3 separate regions of the Homo sapiens genome follow, and all the other regions are linked to region 1. Evidence: read pairs that join two places in POLR2A ChIA-PET (ENCODE). Cell type or tissue: GM12878. All regions are shown on one strand.

What was found. Peaks named below come from ENCODE experiments on the same cell type or tissue, not always from the same donor. Only the 100,000 strongest peaks of a DNase experiment are listed, where the experiment ranks them.
Region 2: POLR2A ChIA-PET joins it to region 1 with 8 read pairs; 12 of 35 experiments call an interaction of 5 or more read pairs at or near these places.
Region 3: POLR2A ChIA-PET joins it to region 1 with 5 read pairs; 6 of 35 experiments call an interaction of 5 or more read pairs at or near these places.

The regions. Positions count from the first base shown.
Region 1 is chr2:74,030,865-74,034,864 of GRCh38, reverse strand. The region is part of intron 3 of TET3 (tet methylcytosine dioxygenase 3); the gene reads right to left. Among named protein-coding and RNA genes, the nearest start is that of TET3, 48 kb to the right of the region's middle. RefSeq lists a silencer at 1,978-2,123 and enhancers at 2,188-2,357, 2,428-2,527, 3,100-3,599, 3,600-4,000. In GM12878, no CTCF peak of the experiment used is centred here; DNase peaks (open chromatin) are centred at 1,864, 2,234 and 2,334; H3K4me3 peaks cover 2,828 bases; H3K27ac peaks cover 3,390 bases.
Region 2 is chr2:73,968,986-73,972,985 of GRCh38, reverse strand. The region is part of intron 1 of DGUOK-AS1 (DGUOK antisense RNA 1); the gene reads left to right. Among named protein-coding and RNA genes, the nearest start is that of DGUOK-AS1, 10 kb to the left of the region's middle. RefSeq lists an enhancer at 1,775-1,944. In GM12878, no CTCF peak of the experiment used is centred here; a DNase peak (open chromatin) is centred at 1,765; H3K4me3 peaks cover 2,618 bases; H3K27ac peaks cover 2,916 bases.
Region 3 is chr2:73,820,639-73,824,638 of GRCh38, reverse strand. LOC105374807 (a long non-coding RNA gene) reads left to right here. Exons shown (of 3, transcript XR_940246.3): 3 at 419-1,502. Among named protein-coding and RNA genes, the nearest start is that of STAMBP, 6.3 kb to the left of the region's middle. In GM12878, a CTCF peak has its summit at 509 (motif pointing left); DNase peaks (open chromatin) are centred at 504, 2,208 and 3,138; H3K27ac peaks cover 2,537 bases.

The DNA.
Region 1 (4,000 bases):
ACAAATACTTTGAAAAGGTTTGTGGTGCTACCTTTTAATGTCAAACATGCACATCTCCTACAGCCCAGCAATCCGACTCCTAGGAAAGCTTTGTACACATGCATCAGGAGACATGTACAGAAATTTTCATGGCAGCATTACTCATAAAAATCACATCATGGAAGTATTTCTAAAGGAGCATAAACTACAGAATGGACAATGGAATATTATAGAGCAGTGTCAATGAATGAGCCACAGGAACATCAATGAATCCCAGAATCTACAACAGGGTTTTTTTTTTTTTTTTTTTAATCAATGCTCGAGGACTACATATGTCCTACTGAGTCTACAAACCTCAAACAAGCAAGCAAAATTAAATGTATTGTACAGAAATGCAAACTTATATAATGAAGACTTTAAAAAGCAAGGGAATGATAACAAAATTCAAGGTAATGGTTACCTCTGGAGGTGAAGAAGGGAGATAGGGCTGGGGGAAAACACCCAGGTAATTTCAATGATGTTGGCAATATTCCAGCTAACTTGGGGAACTGGCATGTGTTTATTATTATGCTTTATCTGTTTAACATATATAAAATACTAGGGTCAAGTATGGTTCAAGTAATACATAAAAAAAAAAACTATAATACAGCCATACCTTGTTTTATTGTGCTTCATTCTATTGTGTTTCACAGATACTGGGGGTGGTTTGTTGTTTTTTTTTTTTAATGACGAATTTAAGGTTTGTGGCAACCTCACATTGGGCAAGTCTCTTTTTCTTTTTTTTTCTCTGAGACAGAGTGTTGCTCTTGTTGCCCTGACTAAAGTGCAATGGCACGATCTCGGCTCACTGCAACCTCCGCCTCCTGGGTTCAAGCGATTCTCCTGCCTCAGCCTCCCAAGTAGCTAGGATTACAGGTGCCCACCACTATCCCTGGCTAATTTTTGTGTTTTTAGTAGAGATGGGATTTGGCCATGTTGGCCAGGCTGGTCTCGAATTCCTGACCTCAGGTGATCCGCCCGCCTCAGCCTCCCAAAGTGCTGGGATTACAGGAGTGAGCCACCGTGCCCAGCCACATTGGGCAAATCTTACTGGTGTCATTTTCAATAGCATGTGCTTACTTTGTTAGCATTTTTTGGCAAAAATGTATTTTAAAATTAAGGTATGTACACATTTTTTTAGCCATAATACTATCACACACTTGCTAGACTACAATATAATGTAAACACAACTTTTACATGCACTGGGAAACCAAAAAGTTCACGTGACCAGCTGTACTGCCATATTCACTTTATTGCAGTGGTTTAGAGCTGGACCTGCAGTATCTCCAACGTATGCCTGTTTATAATATTTAATCAGTAGATGTACACAACTGCTTAAAATGATATGGAATAAGAACATAAAACTAAATGTATTAAATGAAAAAGTGAAACTTGAGAATGTACTTATTAAATGAATGCTTTCAGAAGGTTTTTATGATGGGGGAAGTACATAATATTTGAAATGGGGGAAAAAATAGGATTCAAAATATTGCCCAATTTAACAGTTCAATTCAATCACAACGCATGCCTGTGTAAACACACAAAACAGCAAGGGGAATCATACAGAAATGTTAACAGTGCTTATCCTCTGCGTGATAGAGGATGAGTAACTTTCTCGTTTATAGTTTCCAAAATTTATCATAGGTATTTTCATTTTTATTTAGGGGAAAAAGATTTAAGAATAGAACACCTATAAAACACCTGAAACTGCAAACTACACATGTCTGTGAACGAGACGAGAAGGGAGCAGTCAGGGAAAATTTCTGGGTATTTTTTGTGCTATTTCTGTTGCTAGAGAGCTGTACGCAGTTATAACACAGAGGCAGATCACACATAATGCAGAAAGAAAATGAAGAAAATTTCTAAGAGATGAGACGCACTGGAAGGTGAAGATAAGCCTAGTTGAGATGGGGTGCCAAGCCTGAAACTCCCACCCATTAAAAGTTCTATGTAACTAACTTGCTGTTCTCGGACCAGAACTCCAAAATATAGCCCTGCAACTCTAACCTATGCAAAGTTATCGCCTGGGCAGCACACGCTCCCCTGCAGCAGGTGGGGGTGAAGGGGGAGCACAGCTGCTGGCTGCTCTGCAGGCTCCCCATGCCCCACCCCTAGCCTCTTGATCTGCGGCCCAGAGCAGGATCCAGCTCTCCTGACGGAAGCCCCTGCCTCAAGCAGCCGGTGGACAGAGGCCAGCCGGGAGGAAATCGAGCCTAACCACATCTGAGGCCTGGCAAAAAGCAGCAGCAGCTGCTCTGAAGCTGCCAGCACACAAGAACCAGGTCATGACGCGGAGGCAGCTCCTCAGCCAGACCCAGCAAGGGCCTCAACTCCCCTAACACACACACACACACACACACACACACACACACACACACACACACACACACACACAGAGACACACCCCTCTTGCAGCCGCTGGGGCCATCGCCCAAGCCCCATGGTGCACGTCCCATGGCCAGAAAAGCCCCCATCAGTTCCCAGCGAGGCAGGGCATTCTCACAACTCCTCCCACCCAACAGCACAGATCTACTCCTCATCACCCACACCTCCTACCCCAAAAGTCTAATAGGCTAAAGAAACAGAAAGCATGCATTGCTAACACCACAGTCCCCCGCAGAGCCAGTCCTTCACTAAAGGCTCCATGTACTTTCCCTAAAGAAGCCCCCAATCCCTCAAAACCCACTGACAGCTCAGGTGTGTCAAAGGGGCCAGGTTTAGAGAAGGAGGACAGCAGCCCACAGTTTTGAGTGCTGAGTGCAAACTTTAAATAAGCACCTTTACGTTTAAATGTAACCTTTCTATTCTTCCAACAATTCCACATCCATTTTAGTAGATGAGGTACAGAGAGGATAACTAACATACTCCAAAGCTCAGAATTGGTGAGTGGCAAAGTAGAATCCAACATCAGAGTCAATAGTGGATGCCCATGGCCTCCCAGGTACCAAGGTTCTAATCATTCTTTTGGAGAATGAGCTCCCACATGTGCCTCAATAAATATTCATGGATTTCAGCTTTTCACAGGAATCCCTGTGTGTTTGCCCCCACTCAATCCTTTCTGAAGGACTTAAGACCTAAGTTTTTCATTCAAAGAAATAAATCTTTAAGTGACCACCCAAAAATCTAGAGGAAAATTAATTTTTGGCAGAGGGTATCCACCTACCAGCCACAAGATCAACTTCACAGAGTAGGCTAGGAAATGCCATTTAGGGAAGCCTGCTGCTGTCCAGAAGGCAGGAAATTGGGGAGCACAAATTAATCCTCTTTATCCTAAACTTCAACTCCTGGAAAAGTCACACAACTCATCTTAGTGTGTAAAGCTTCATTATCCACAGTCACTACTCGTTTATTAGCCCAGATAACTGAAAGATGCCAGTAATCTGGGTTTGCACATGTTCATCTGAAAGGCCTGGGTGCAATGCTGGAGAAACAGAACAGGAACCTAGGCATTTGCGCAACCATTATCTGTTTCTGAGAGTCGGGGTGATGAGGAAGGCCACGGGGGTCCCTCGTCTCTCTGGCCTGTCTGTGGCAGCAGATCACCCACTCACCTGCCCACCCTGGGTTTCCGTGACCCTGCCGGTTACTGGTCCTCCTCCATTCTCCTTTTCCTCCTCCGTCCCCTCAACAGAGCTGTTCTCCACTCTCCTGCCCTCACTGCTCTCCATCGCCCCATGCTCCCCTCAGAAGCCTCCCCTCCAATCAAGGCCCCACCGCTCAGCCTGCACCAACAGCCCCAAAGTTTCCTTTTTCCTTGACTGCTTTCCAGCTACCAGACACACTTCCACTTGAATGCAACTTAAGCCCATCACATTTACAACTTAACTCAGCGCCTGCATCCTTTTCCTCAGCAACTCCCCCCCGGACATCCCTTTACAAAAAAAAATCACGTTAAGATCCATTCCCCTGGGCATCCTGGCTAAACCCTTCCATCCCCTCTGATGTCCTCTTGATGTTTCCATATGCAAGCAAACCCTAGTCC
Region 2 (4,000 bases), 62 kb after region 1:
TCAGTGGAATATCCTTGACAACACTGGGGCAGATGCAAATAAGCAGGTTTGTTTCAAAACTGTCCATCCTATAATTTGATTTGATTTGCAGATCTTTTAGGCAGGTGCTCTCAAACGTGGATGCCTGGGGCAGTCCTAGCCAGAGGGCTCATGAGCAGGGGACAGCAGCCAATAGATCTGGGTTGGTTCAGATCATTTGGTCGTTCCTGCTTTGAAAAGTGGCTGGTCTCCAGGAGTCAAAACCTTGTTCTCCTGACAATGTGCCTTTGCACTTTTAACAAACACACCAGAATGTCTACTTCCAAATAAATATTCTTATCTAAATTGTTTCCTTGTGAGGTTGTATTACCATAGCTTAAAATGTCTTGGGAATTCCTCGTTTGAGATTGCCTTTATCTAAGCTACATCTCTTTTTTCTGAGTATTTTCAATCAGTGAATTTATTCTCCATCCTCTGAAGAAGAGCTTAATTTTAGAAAGCAGCCAAAAATATCTTTCAGAACCAAACCTGGTGATTAAGGTGGTAGTCTAACCTAGGTAAGACATTTTATTTTTTAAGTAGAAAGGTCACTTGTAAGGTACATGTGTATCTGTCTTGCTACTCACTGTACTCTGTGCCTGACATACAGACACTCAGTGTGTTCTTGTTGAATGATGAACAGAGCCTGGCTCTACTGGGACCCATAAACTGGCTCCAAAGGCAACTCCGAAGAGGTTTTTGAGCAACGCCAGCCTATTTGGCAATAATAATTTTTAGCCTGTATGTTGATTAGAAGTCAGTCCCTTTCCTTTATAAGTATTCTACATCTATACCTTATGCATTTGATCAAGGAGAAACTGTGGTAGTTCCTTGTACCTTACTGAGGCTAATGCTGGACTTAGTCTTCTAAAGCAAGCACTAATCAGTGACATTGGACAAATCCAGGCATTTTTGGAATTATTTTGCATGCCAACCCAAACCACAGAACATCTGAGCATGTGGTGGGTTAACAAGGACAATGCCTGAAACCCAACTCACTTTTTCACACAATGATTTCAAGATGCTGACATTTGAGGTGTACAGAGTTAAGCAGCTCATAGGCAGGGCAGCAAGCACTGGCTTGAGTGTCAGGACACCCGGGCTATTCCAGCTCTGCTGCTAACTAGCTGTGTCTGCTTGGGAAAAACGTGTCTTACACACTCCCATCTGTACAAACACACCCTTAGTCTTTATTTACGTACCTATACAATGATCTAGCACCATTAAAATCATCATTCTAAACTGAAAAAAGGCAGACAACAGTAGACACCCCACCGGCAAGGTCTGCCCAAGTACTGGGGAGATTTTTGGTGCTGCAAAAACCAGTTTGAGGCCGGGCTCCGTGGCTCACACCTGTAATCCCAGCACTTTGGGAGGCCGAGGCGGGTGGATTGCTTAAGGTCAGGAGTATGAGACCAGCCTGACCGACGTGGTGAAACCCTGTCTCTACTAAAACTACAAAATTAGCCGGGTGTTGTGGCGCATGCCTGTAATCCCAGCTACTCTGGAGGCTGAGGTGGGAGAATCACTTGAACCTGGGAGGAGGAGATTGCAGTGAGCTGAGATCGCACCACTGCACTCCAGCCTGGGTGAGAAAGCGAGACTCCATCTCAAAAAAAAAAAAGCCAACAACAACCACCACCACCACAAAAAAAACCCAGTTTGAGCAGAGAGAAAGTCTCTGCTCTGAAGGAGAAAAAAAGCCAAAGATGAAGCTCACTGCTGCTGGCACTGAAACTGAAGGGAACACGCAGGTCATCTGAGGTCAAGTTCAGGGCATGCAGCCAGCCACCAGGCAGGAAGGAAGCAGAGTGAATGCCTGCCTGCTCTCCCAGCCCTCCACCTTCTGAGCAGAAGTCCCACACCGGTCCCCTTTGCTGGGTCTCCCAAGGGACCTCAGAGACTCCTTCCAGACCCGGGCATTTGGGCTCTGGCCTCAAAGATACAGCCTACGTAGAAATGCTGAAAGAAACAGATAAGACAACAGTGTGAGCAATGGAGGCTTGGCTGGCCTGGCTTGTCTTTGCCAAGCACTCTATTTAAAACATTTGAGCATTTCTTGCCTGCTATTGCCCTCTACTCTAGCCTTGCGGTCTCCCTGCCCAACCCCACCCCCTCACAGGCTCTTTTCTTAGCTCCCTGCCTTTGCTTATGGTGTTTACTCCAAATCACCCTCAACCCAGTCTTGCTCTAAAAATCCTACTTCACTTAATGCCCAGCTAGAATGCCATGTAATCCAGGAAGCTCCTTAGCTGGAAGCAGCACTCATTTTGGTCCACAGTGGTATCACGCTTAGGGGCATGAGGTCTGATCCCACAAGGACCTCGACGCACCCCACCCTTCACCATCACATCCTGTGTGTTCCTTCCTTTGCCCATGCTGCTCCCCTGCTTGGACCGTCCTTCCCACCCTACCTGCCCGAATGGTCCTCACCTCACCCTTCAAGGCTCAGCTCAGCTGTACTTTGTGAAGCACTCACCAGCTCTTTCTTTCTCTCCACTCACATGCACCTACCAGTTCCATTTACTGAGTGGCTACTCTGCCCAGAAGTTTGTCTACAATATTTCTAATTCTTGGTACCACTTGAAAAATAGTTGCAAAATTAGTTTCATTTTCAGATTTAAGGAAAACAGAAGCTCAGAGAGGCAAGTTGTCCAAGTTGCGCTGCTGGTGAGTGGCCCAGCCAGGATTTGGAACCAGATTTGTGTGATGTCTAAACCCAAGTCCTCCATGTACTCCATGCTGCTTATTCATTCATAAGGTGGATATTTTAAGCAGGAGACTGTCAGGACCTTAAAGATGGTCTTCCTTGCTTTCAAAGCAAGGGACCTAAAATATAGAGATGTTCAGTGACTTGCCCAGGGTGATACAGTTTCTCCCAATCCCCTTCTCTGATTCCTCCCATGTGCCAGCGCTGGTGGCCAGGGAACTATCTATCACTGCAGAGGCTGTCCAGTACCAGGTAACGTTTGTCCGGGGTCCCCAGTCGTAAGCCATGGGGCACACACCTGCACTGCAAGCAGGGCCCCAAATTAGGCAAGAGAGAATGTTGCAACAAGCTCAGAGCCACAGGATATATTAGCACAATTGTATACAATGATAAAATCCTAAACAGTGGCTTCAAAGTTTATAGCTTTCTGGCCAGGCATGGTGGTGGCACATGCCTGTAATCCCAGCTACTCGGGAGGCTGAGGCAGTAGAATAGCTTGAAACCAGGAGGTGTAGGTTGCAGTGAGCTGAGATTGCACCACTGCACTCCAGCCTCGGTGACAGAGCAAGGTTCTGTCTCAAAAAAAACAAAACAAAAGTAGTTTACAGCTTTCTCATGTAGAAGTCTGAGGAGAGAGTCCAGGGCTAAAGTTGCAGTTCTGTGAAGTCAGGGCCTGAGGCTTCTTCTGTCTTTTGCAATTCTCTCTTTATGAGGCACTTCATGATTCAAAGTGGCCTCCAGGATCATGGGGGAGGGGGTGGCTCTGAGGGCAGAATCAAAGGGCTCATCATCATCATCTATTTCTACCATCCGTTCTAAGGATCTTACAGTCACGTAATCTAGTCCAGAGTCAGAGAGGCTGCTCAGAGCCCACCTGCAGCTGGCCTGGGTCTTAGCGAGTACGTAGCTAAGTATGTTAGCAAGTATGTTGCTCGCAGCATGGAGGGGTAAGGGTGTGGGAGGTGTTTCATTGCTTAGTGCAAGGGGTCTTTCTCAGGCTCAGCCTGCGTCCCTTTTTCTTCTTTCTTCCTGCTTTCCATTTGTCCAGTATCTATTGAATTACCCACTCCCATGTGCCAGGCACTGGAGATACAAAGTGGGATAAGACATAAGCCATGCTCTAATAAAGAGACAAAGAGATGATTTTAGACCAGGCATGGTGGCTCACACCTGTAATCCTAGCACTTTGGGAGGCTGAGGCGAGTGGATCACCTGAGGTCAGGAGTTTGAGACCAGCCTGGCCAACATGGCAAAACCCCATCTCTACTAAAA
Region 3 (4,000 bases), 210 kb after region 1:
AAAGAAAAGAAAAGAAAAGAAAAAAGAAAAACTGAGTTCCAGTTGTTTTAAGTCTTCCGTGGATGAAGGTTTAGAGCCATTAGAAGGAAAAAATTCTTTAAAAGATGAGCAATATTCTCAAGGGGAGGCTAGGTGAGCTCCATGCATTGAGACACTAAAACAGCCTATCTTGAACATTGCTTGGGAATGGAGGGGCTATGAAAGCAGAAATGGAGTGTGTACTAAAAACAAATTGTTCACATTGTTAAAATTTTTGCTATGAGTCCATTGGGAATATAAAATGACAAATAGGTTTGAAAAGTACTTGGGAAGAAAAAGATATAGAATGAGCTGATTCAAATAAAGGGAAATGTAGCAAATGCACTGGGATCTTTTAAGTTTGTGCATTATGAATGCATGCATATATGTTCCTTTTCAGCTGGAGTTGGAATTACCCAGTGAAGTTGTTCTTAAGAAGGCTACTGTAAAACCAGTAACATGAAGGTGAATCTGTGGTTTGGAGCTCCCCCTACAGTTTGTTTGAAGACTGGTCTCTCTCATCTCCAAGAAAAATGACCACTTTGGAAAATGAGTTCTTACGCATGCTTGGAAATATTTTTAATGTGTATATATTGTTTAAATTTATGTTTAAATGTGTACATGAGGAATCCGTTTTATGTTAGACATATTTTTTTCGTTTGTTACCTGCTTGCTAGCTGTGGACTGTATAATTTATTTTCCAATAAGTCAAAGTCTTTGTTTTAGGTCAGAGTGCCATTTTCAAGGTTGCGAATTTCAACAAGAGTTAAATGACACGTGAAACTTTATGGCTATTTGAGAATTGGACATTTTGAATGAGAGATTTTATCATTTTATATTTTGTTTACGTATTTCTTTTCAAATATAGGGCCTGAATTATGACCAAGCACTATAACTTTTAATGAGGGATAAAGAATTGCATGCCACTATGTGTGTACTCTGAAAAATACTCATTTAGTTAGTCATTTGACAAATACTGATTATCATCTATGTGCCCGACACTGTTTAAGGCATTAGGCACATATCAATGAACAAAGCAGACAAAAATTTCCCTGCCCTTGGGGATCTTGTAGTTTAGTGATGGATGGAGGAGTAGTGGATTATAAAAATTATCATGATAAAGAAGTCAATTACATAGTGTATTAAAAGGTTCAAAGTACTGTGAAAGCAATGGGCCCTGGCACAGGAAATCAGATTGAAGGAAGGGAGAAGCAGTGAGGCAACTGCAATTCCAAATAGTGTGGTCAAGGAAACTCCCATTGAAAAGATTTGAGAAAAGACTTGGAGGTAAGAAGAGCTTTCCAGGCAGGGAATAGCAAGTACAGAGGCCTTCAATCAGGAGCTTGCTGGTGCATTCAAGGCACAGTAAAGGGGCTCAGCGTGCCTGGAGTGGAGTGAAGGGGAGTGTAGCTGTAAATCATATAGGGCAAGAGTCAGCAAACCAGTGCAGCCTGTTTTTGTAAATAAAGTTTTATTGGAACATGGCCATGCTCATTTGTTTATGTATTTTCTGTGGCTGCTTTCATGCTACAACCAGAAAGTGGAGTTGTTGAGACGGAGATGATCTATCCCACAAAGACTAACATATTTAACTGTCTGAGTCTTTATAGAAAATATTTTCTGACCCCTGCTGTAGGTAAGATTTCACAGGCCACTGTAACAATGTTGACTTTGACTCTGAGAGAAATGAGAAGCTATGGGAAGGACTGAACAAAAGAGTGATCTGATTTGTGTTTTGTGATTTGTGTTTTGAAAGGATCATTATGGCTGCCATGTTGACAAATTTTAGGGAAAAGGCTGGGAACAGGAAAACCAATTAGGACTGTGGTTCAAAAGGTGTACCAGCCAGGCACAGTGGCTCATGCCTACAATCCCAGTGCTTTGGGAGGCTGAGGTGGAAGGATCTCTAGAGGCCAGAGTCTGAGATTGCAGCAGTGAGCTATGATCACACCACTACACTCTAGCCTGGGTGACAGAGTGAGACCCTGTCTTAAAAAAAAAAAAAGTGCACCAATGTGCTCCCAAGACACTACAGCAGATTCATCTGGGTGCAGCTGGGTATTTTAAATTCGTGAAGGATTCATAGCAATACCCAACATCTGTTAGATATTGCATGAGCTTCTAGCTAGTAGGTATAGTTCACAGTTTCAACATCAGGTCATGCCACATTACTTTCAATGATACTGTATCTTTGTGAAGCTGGGTTTTTGGCAAGTGCCCTATGCAAATCAGTGTGGAACAGGAAGTGATGCTGGTAATATCCAACTTGATTCTAAGGTTTGAGATGTACAGTACCCAACTGGCATACATATCCCATTAGCAAGTGATTGTGGCTAAGAGTAAGGTTTTCTTCTAACTTAATTATATTATTTTTCAGATGGCACCTTACTTGTTACAATACTCTAATGAGCATTGTATTAGTTTCTAGTCGCTGCTCTAACAAATCACTACAAATGACTTCAAAGGTTTCTGCCCCAAGCAACTGAAAAATGGCATTACCATGAACTGAGATAAAGAAAACTGTGTATGAACCAGGTTTTTTTTTTTGTGGGGGTAGGAGGGCAGATGAGAGATTCAATTTTATACACGTTTAGGAAAGAAGATACAAAGAGAAGGAAACGATGCACATTCTGACCAGGGCCTTTCTCCAGATTGTCCACCCATGAGCCCTTTAGGCTGTTGTGTTTTGACTTCTCACTCAAAACATGGACTGAGCAAGTACAGAGTTGCCATGTTAGAGAGAGGAGACTCAGCAAGCCTTGTCTGACTCAGAGTCTTAACTAGTTTGGGGCAAATGGAGCTCTGTTTAAGGGAACAGAGAACTACAGGGTTCCCATGTTTAAAATAATTATGTCAAAAGATTGAGCAGGATTTTAGAAAGATGGAGGCAGCAGTGTAGTTTTGAATCTCCTCAAATCCTCTCATGGAAATAGATCAAACCAAACAAAAAACCCATAAGTAGCCTTTATCACAAAACTAGAGGACGGTTTTCCCTATGAACCCCAAAACAAGAGGGTGGGGCAAACCATCACCAATGGGCACCAGACTTGCCTGGTATGGCACCCACACAAGAGGGAGTGGTAGACAGTATGCCTTCAAACTGCCAGCAGAGAAGTTCACTGGAAAGTACCATGGGCCAATGTGAGAACAGCAGCTGAAACTGAGGGGTTTTGCCCAGTCACAAAGTGAGTAAGTACAAGGGACCTGTGATAGACTCTGAAGCACTGAAGCAGTCTAGTCCCTTCCCACTCTTGAGCCCGAGCAGCCAGAGCTCCTTTCCAGGATGTGGCCCTGGAAACACAGAGGAAAAACTACTGGGAGGAACAACGGATACAAAGATAAAAATCAGGGAGGGAAACAGAGCTAGGAAATGTCAAAAAGCAAACCACCATGTCATTTGACACTACATTTTTAAAAAAGAGAAGTTTGGGGAAGTTTTAGAAAAGTTATCCTTAACACCTCCTTTTCAAAGTGCAGAAAAACCAATTTCACCTAAAAATGAATAACAGAAAAGGATCGTAGTCAAATCCCATACAAAGGTATTATAAGAAAAAAGAGAATAAGCAGCAGAATAGCATCCTGTCAGACAACAAAAGCAAGTCAGAAAAGACAGCCCCGCCAGCTGATCCAAAGAGTAATCTGCTATTTCAAAACTAGCTAAAAGACATTAGGAAAAAACGATGCAAAAGATGAAAGGACCATGGGGGGCAGGATGGGAAGTTACTGAATGAGTACTGTACAGAGTTTTTGTTTGGGATGATGAAAAAGTTCTGGAGATGGATAGTGGTAATGGTGGAACAACAGTATGAATCTACTTAATGCCACTGAATTGTACACTTAAAATGGTTAAAATGGTAAATTTTACATTATGTGTATTTTACTGCAATAAAAAGGGTGAGAAAACAATATAAATCAAAATTAGGTGAGATGGTAGAACTCAGAACAGGATTAAAAACAAAAGAAAAACTTCAGAAATGAAGAC